Regions from separate parts of the Homo sapiens genome. Here region 2 is linked to region 1. Evidence: chromatin contacts called from ENCODE Hi-C or POLR2A ChIA-PET data. All regions are on one chromosome and are shown on one strand. The core of a region is the stretch at or near the end of the contact, and the rest is flanking DNA. Distances in the headings are between cores, read along the strand shown.

What was found. Hi-C counts contacts between places; a loop is a spot of excess contacts on that map. ChIA-PET counts read pairs that join two places held with the same protein, here RNA polymerase II (POLR2A). Pooled maps may share reads with other maps.
Region 2: a loop to region 1 is called in a map of tibial artery, with 2.3 times the contacts of the local background. The contact joins two enhancer-like sites. A Hi-C loop is called at or near these places in 2 of 168 maps with a recorded cell type or tissue (ascending aorta and tibial artery) and 1 of 50 pooled maps. POLR2A ChIA-PET finds 5 or more read pairs at or near these places in 2 of 52 experiments (WTC11 and activated naive CD8-positive, alpha-beta T cell).

What each region holds. Positions count from the first base shown.
Region 1 is chr6:13,025,018-13,028,415 of GRCh38, forward strand. The region is part of intron 4 of PHACTR1 (phosphatase and actin regulator 1); the gene reads left to right. Among named protein-coding and RNA genes, the nearest start is that of TBC1D7, 300 kb to the right of the region's middle. Within about 2 kb of position 1,739, at least 2 of the 41 ENCODE cell types and tissues checked have a DNase peak (open chromatin) inside an H3K27ac peak, as active enhancers do.
Region 2 is chr6:13,095,707-13,099,440 of GRCh38, forward strand. All of the region lies in intron 5 of PHACTR1 (phosphatase and actin regulator 1), which reads left to right. Among named protein-coding and RNA genes, the nearest start is that of TBC1D7, 230 kb to the right of the region's middle. Within about 2 kb of position 1,948, at least 2 of the 41 ENCODE cell types and tissues checked have a DNase peak (open chromatin) inside an H3K27ac peak, as active enhancers do.

The DNA.
Region 1 (3,398 bases), core at 489-2,988:
GGCCCAAGCTGGTAGACTGCTTGAGCCCAGGAGTTCAAGACCAGCCTGGGCAACATAGTGAGACACCATCACTACAAAAATACAAAAATTAGCCGGGCATGGTGGTGCGTGCCTATAGTCCCAGCTGCTTGGGAGGCTGAGGTAGGAGGATTGCTTGAGCTGGGGAGGTTGAGGCTGCAGTGAGCCAAGATTGTGCCACTACACTCTAGCCTGGGTGACAGAGCAACACTCCGTCTCAAAAACAAAACAAAAAGCAAAAAAGAGTATCTATAGTCAAGAAATAAAAAGTAAAGAAACATATAATAGAAGAGTTATTCTTTGGAAAAAGAAAACTTAACAAGCATCTTGGAAGACGCCCATATACAAACCAGATAAAAGGGAGATTGCTCTGGTTTAGGCCAGATGGGCAGGCCTCCCCTGACATAGTGCCGCAGAGTCCTGGAATTTTTCAGAACTATAGTTTAAAAGTTGTTCCCTGCTGTCCTCCATTTAGATGAGATACACTGTATTGTAGGGTGGCACTTGCATCTCTAGAATATAAGTATCACCTCATAATAGTGGACATTATACCCCAAATTTAATTCTAGGAAGACGACATCTAATAGAATAACCTGTGATGTAAGTCAGGCATAACCAGATAAGTCATATATTATTTGTGTGTGTGTGTGTGTGTGTGTGTGTGTGTGTGTGTGTCTGTGTGTATGGGTGTGTATGGAATGTCCTAGGGCAGAGTTAGTTTTGGAAACATGTATGTATTGGCTAAAGAATTACATTACATCATATAGAAATTGGTAGGAATATAACATTTTTAGATTCAAATTATTTCCAGAAGAATGTTTAATCTCATGCCAACGTGAATAATCACCTCTTTAAAAAAAGCAACTGCTCAGAATGAAGTTGGAACAGTTGTATAGTCCCTGTGCTCTCCTCTTAACATTGTTGATGGTTCCAAAATGCACCCCTGGTTTTATAAACAAGAGTTGAGGACCAGACAGGAATGACATTTTGCTTTTAAGCCATAATTATGACAGATGGGTCAGCGTGCATTGCTAACTCCAAATACATAATTAGCCATAATAAAATGGTACAAATTTGCTTTGAAAATATCATAGCCTAAATCGCAGTCAGATTTAACTGGGAGAATTTCCACCATGATTTTAGAAAGCAAGTATGGCTTATTTTTATTGCAGAAATCTAAGAGTGCAATTCCTGGCAGTGTTTACCAGAGAGAAGGAATTAGCAGCCTCTGGAGAGGGTTAGGAAAACAGAGCGCCCCTGGGAATCAGGCTCTTAAGTTTCAGTTCCAGTAGCCTCCAAACCAACTGGGCTCGGACAGGTCATTCAGTCTCCCTGTGTTTTAAAATTCTGTGATATTTTAAAATTCTCTGTTTTCCTTCTTGCAAACGGGGCCCAGGTATAGGAGGGTCAAGCTTTTTTTCCAGAGGGTCTTGAAAATATGTAGGAGGTATCTGGAGACTTTTCACAAACAAAAAACACAGGGAGTCTTGTGCTTTTATATCCATAGTGCTGGCTTGTAGAGAGGGAGGAAGGAGACGGATTTCTCTTTTCTTCCCGTCTTCTCCTCTCTGTTCATGGTGGTGGTGGGTGGGAGAATGGAGGACCAAACAGGCATGTATGTGTGATTCACAGGGTGGGAGGATGATAGCCCTTTCATCTCAAGGTGAAAGCGCAGAGGGAGCCCTAGAGCTAGAGGAACAGATGGCAGCGTTGTTGCTGCTACATTGCTTCTGGGTGTGCATGTCCTCACCCCGTGCCCAGCCAAACCTCTTCAGACTGTGCAGGTCACAGAGTAATGGCCAGCTCTAAAGATCAATGTCCTGAAGGCTGCTCTAGACACCAGAGTACCTTGCTGATGGCCAGTCCCCTGTCAAAAAAATAAAAATAAAAATAAAAAATAAAAAAAATAATAACAAGTCTGCATGTCTTAAGCAAAGGTGGTTGGGCTGAGGTTTCTAGGAAGTACAGATCCTTTTCAGAATTCAGTCCTCTGCAATACAGCTAAATCCATAGGTATCACAGAATTTTAAAAATGAACAGCTGGGTCTATGACTTAGGGATATAAGGGATTAGAGAGGATTAGGGACTGGTTGGGAAGTGGGTGGGGAGAAAGAGGGTACCGGGTACCGAGTACCTGCTCCTTTGGTCTCTTGCAAATGCTCTCTTACTTTGCTTGCTTAAGGATATTCAGAGTCACTATTTGTTGGGGTTTTTTCTTTCTTTGTCCTGCAAAAGTTTAAATTAGCCTTATTGCTTGTGAGAAAATAATAATTTTCTGCCTAGTGTTTAAATATATTGAGGTCAGTACTGTTGTATCCAGTCCAAGGTGATAAGGCAGAAAAGACAAGTTCCTTCATTTGTCTTTTATGCCAACGGGAAGTGTGGTCTGGCTAGTCCTCGGGTCCATGTTACTGCAACAGAAACCAGCAGAAGCTGTGCTCTTCCTACCAACACTTCTCAAGTTAAGGGGGCTATGTTGTGCTTCTTTGCTATTTAGTGTCCCAGAGCAGCTCTGATTACACTGTGAGAAACTATAATTCAAGTTCTATGGTTCAATGTTGAGGTTTTTGCCAACTTCAATGAGATGTTTTCCAAAATGTGTTCCACCTAACACTTGCTGCACAGGATGGTAACAATAATATGTGGAATTTTTTTTTTGAGACAGAGTCTCACTCTGCCACCCAGGCTGGAGTGCAGTGGTGCAATCTAGGCTCCCTGCAACCTCTGCCTCCTGGGTTCAAACGATTCTCCTTCCTCAGTCTCCCAAGCACCTGGGATTACAGGCATGCGCCACCACACCCAGCTAATTTTTTGTATTTTTAATAGAAACGGGGTTTCACCATGTTGGCCAGGCTGGTCTCGAACTCCTGACCTCAGGTGATCCACCCGTCTAGGCCTCCCAAAGTGCTGGGATTACAGGTGTGAGCCAACGCGCCTGGCCTGATATATGGATCACACTAGGGTGGAAAACTGAGCGGAACAAAGTTAAGCAAATGTTTTTGTCTCAGAGCCCCTGGTGTGAAAATGTGCATTGGTAATCTCTAAGAACAGGGTATAGATGCTTCTTTACCCACATGCATTTTATCACACATATGTCTTGTTTTTTGTTTGTTTGTTTGTTTTGCAGAGTGCCACAGGTGACTAATGTCCTAGAGGAAAATTAATGTGCTGCGTTAGAATCTTCCAATAGAAAGTACTGTATTGACTGACTACATTCCCACTTGTGAGAGATAAAGAAACACACACTGAGATTCCTTTGTGATTTGTTCTTTTCTACCAGAAGCTATTAGCTTGAAACTATAGCATAGTAATTGAGAAGAAATGTTTCCACTGTTGCTGGACATACTTATTCAGTGATTTTTAGTTAACAGAGATATAAA
Region 2 (3,734 bases), core at 698-3,197, 71 kb after region 1:
TGTAAATTGATACTAAACTTTAAAGTGAATTATTGTGAAGGGCTTTTTTTTTTTTTTTTTTTTTTTTTTTTTTTGTTAGACCAGGCTTGTAAAGCTTACTGGGTAACCTATCTAGAGGAAGAACTGGGTTTTGACCCATTGGCTTATCACATTTCACGTTTTATGTGTTAAGTCATGAAGTACAAGAAAACAAGTGGATAGGAACAATTGCAGGTTTTGAAACCCAAAAGGTAGCAGGGTGGTCCCTTTTGATCTGTGTGCTGTTTCTTTTAACTGTGTGCTTTCCAGTAGTTAGAGTCTGAAATTATTACAACTGGGAATGACCTTCTTCTCCTTTGAGCTCCCTGTTTTTTTAACCACATCCCCACAGATGTTGTTAACTTTTGAGTTTTATGTCAATCTACATAGACAGCCTACAGAGGTTAAAATGAGAACCTTTCCAAACCACAGTTCCCCTCACCCCTCCTTTTTTAAACAACAGACTTTTCTGGATAGAAATCAAATTGATAGCTAAAGGAAATAAATTTGATCATTTGCTTTCCACCCCCTGGTGTTAGTTCTGGTATCCTAGGAGCCAAACAAGCGATTGGCTCATTCACAAGCCTCTCTAAAGGTACAAGAGAAATTCCTTCTCTGATTAGAGATTAAACCAATGCTTCAGATCTTTCAAATACACAGGCTAATTAGAAATCGTTGGGCAGCCATAGCGGGCAAAGCTTCTTACATTTGTGTCTTCTTTTCCACTCTTTAACCTTGGGGAAATCATACTTGGGAAGCTTCTTAGGAAAGCAAATCAAGTGTTGGTGACACTGTGAGTACAGATTAATATAATATTAGTAATTACACTTGGGAGGCTGTGGACACTTGAAAAATATGTCATTTTGTCCTGTAGGGAAAAGAACAAGTGCAAAGACTGAGGATGTGATGAGACTCAGGGAATTGAAACTCGTGAAGAAACTCCAATGGTCTTAGTTTTCTGTTTGTCTTTAAAGCATTCTGATTTGGATATGTCAGCATAGTGACAAATTTATTTATTAAGCATAGCTTTCGCAAGTGTTATTTTTAAGGAAAGTCTGTGTGTCTAGAGATGCCAGGAAAAATAACAAGGAGAGATTGGATCTATTCTATGAATAGTTTCAAGAGGCATGTAGCTTCTCCCTCCTGTCGTGCGTGACTTCTGGAATACAGAAAGAGCTTTTAATTGCATCTGTGTGCAATAAGAAAAAACAAAGGTGACATAGAAAGGCAGCATAGTATAAGTTTTTAAATGTATAGTGAATAATTAATCTGATATTAAAAAAGAAGAGGACTCAAGCTCTCTGTTACTATAAACATTAATAAGGTGGAGGATAAATAATTGGAAACATAATGCAAATTTTGACAAGTCAGGTTTACACTCTTGTTCCAGGACAAAGTTAACTCCTTGTAACCCACACAATTATAGACAGGGTCAGTTTGAATTCCCTTGAGGCTCTGGCATTCTAACTAAGGAATACTATTTCTAGATCTTCAAATGGTCTACTGGTTTTATGTTTTCTATGGAAAATGGAAAGCATTGTGCTTACTTAAGGTGGATATATTTCTTAAAAAAACATTATTCTTGTTGATGCAAATCAATTCATGTCTTGGCCTCCTGCCCCCACCCCTCTTCACCTCCTGCCCCTAGTTCCACCAGAAATAGTATAAAGGAATGCTTGTATTCTAAAATAATTCATTGTGGTAATTTATTTTTGTTGTTACACTGATCGTGAGAGATTTGTAGTAGTATTCTGACATTTTCTTGATTGTAAGAGCAGAGGAAAAGTTATTTTACTTTTGAGCCTTACAAAACCATTTAACTTCATGCAAGGAAACTAATTTAAAGCCGAAGAATGCCCCTCTTGCCCTGGCTAACCATCTAGCCTGTCATAGAGCAGTTAATAACCAGATTCCCATTCAACCATGGCACATTGCCCTACTGCAAACTTGGCAGCCTCAGTGGGGCCTCCATACCACTTTAGCCATCCTATTATGTTTGTCTAGAATATTCACTTTCCTTTTGTACCCAGAGACTTACTCCTCCTCTAGTATCCCCAGGTCTCCTCCTTTCCATTTTCAATTTCCTACTCCCATCCCCACTATATGATTTGGCCTTAGGAGCCTAATATAGAAAACAGCAGCCCTCAGACAGGAATGCCCCCAACTTCCCACCGTCTAATCTACCTTTTATCTGGGTTGCTCCTCCTGTTACAATAGAAGAAATGTCCCTCTGCTTTTTAAAGATTAGCATGTGTCCTGTTCTCCCACCTACTCAGAATCCCACATCCTCTCCTCTCTCTTATGGATCTCAGTTTTCATTTATTACTAGATCCTTCCTCTACTCAGTCAAGCATACTGAAGCACCTCCCATGTTAGAAAACACTCCTTTGACTTTATGTTTTCCTCTGGCTACTAGTAGTTTCACCTCTCATCATGGAACTTCTCAAGTTGCTCACTGCTTTACTGAAACTGCTCTTGTAAGGTCCACACCCTCCATGTTGCTACTTGAAAGATTTCCTCTTACTTAGCATCCCAAGAATATTTACCCAATTGAACAGTCCTTCTTATTTAAGGCCCTCTTCTCTTGGCTTCTGTTTCACTGTGCCTTCCTGTTTTTCCTTCTCTCTCCCTTGCTACTCCTCCACCTCTCCCCAACCTCTACCTGTTACATCCCTGTGGGTTGCTATCTAGGCCTTCGCTTTGGGACTCCCTCTTTTGAGGATTTTCATCACACACTTGGCTTCAACTATCATCTACCAGCTGATACAACCCAAGTTTATATTTCCAACAGGATTTCCTTCTAAGCACCAGACCCCTACTTGATATCCCTAGTCTGTGTTGTGAGGACCTCGGATTCAAGATGGCCAAAACTAAACTCATCATTCACCTCCCAGACCTGATCCACCTTCTGTGTCTCCTTCCTCCGTAAATGGCCTGACATCCACTCTTTCACTCAGAATGAAAAAAGTAATTCTGAACACCTCATTGTCTACCACCTCTCACATCCAGTCAGTCTCTAAATCCTGCTGATCATAGCTCTTAATTATTTCTGGGATGTGTTCACTTTTTTCTAATTCCAGTGACTCCTTCCTAGGCTATCCAATAAGATAGCTATCCTAGGCTATCTCTTGCCTGAGCCATCACAACAGCCTCCTATCATCTTCCTACATCCACGTGGGCAACTGCAATCAAGTCTCTGCCCTGTAGCCATGGTAATGGGATAAAAGCAAAAACATAGTCATATCATTTCCTCTTTAATACACTTCAGTAACTTACAACACATGAAGTCCTTGATGTGGCCTATTAGGCCCTGCCTGCTTCCCTGGCTTGGTCACTCCAGCCACACAGCCACCTCAATGCTCTGTGTTTCCGGCTCTGTGGCCTCTGCATGTGACCTCGCAGTCTTCACCTGGGTAAAGTCTTAGTTATCCCTTCCATCTCTGTCTAAATGTAACTTGCTCAGACATCCTCTGAATTAAATCAGGCACAATTATCACAGTTGTTCATCATGCCTTTTAGTTTCCCTCGAACTTTTCTCCATTCACCATCATATGTCTCCTCTTCTGATGATCTAACGTTTGTCACCTCCAGTAGAATGCAAGTTGTAGGCTGTCTGTCTGTTGAGTCTTACACATTCCTGGCATGTGGTGGATGCCCACTCACAGTAGTCAAGTGAATCAGTGAGTGAGTGATGAATAGGAACATCCTCTGGAATG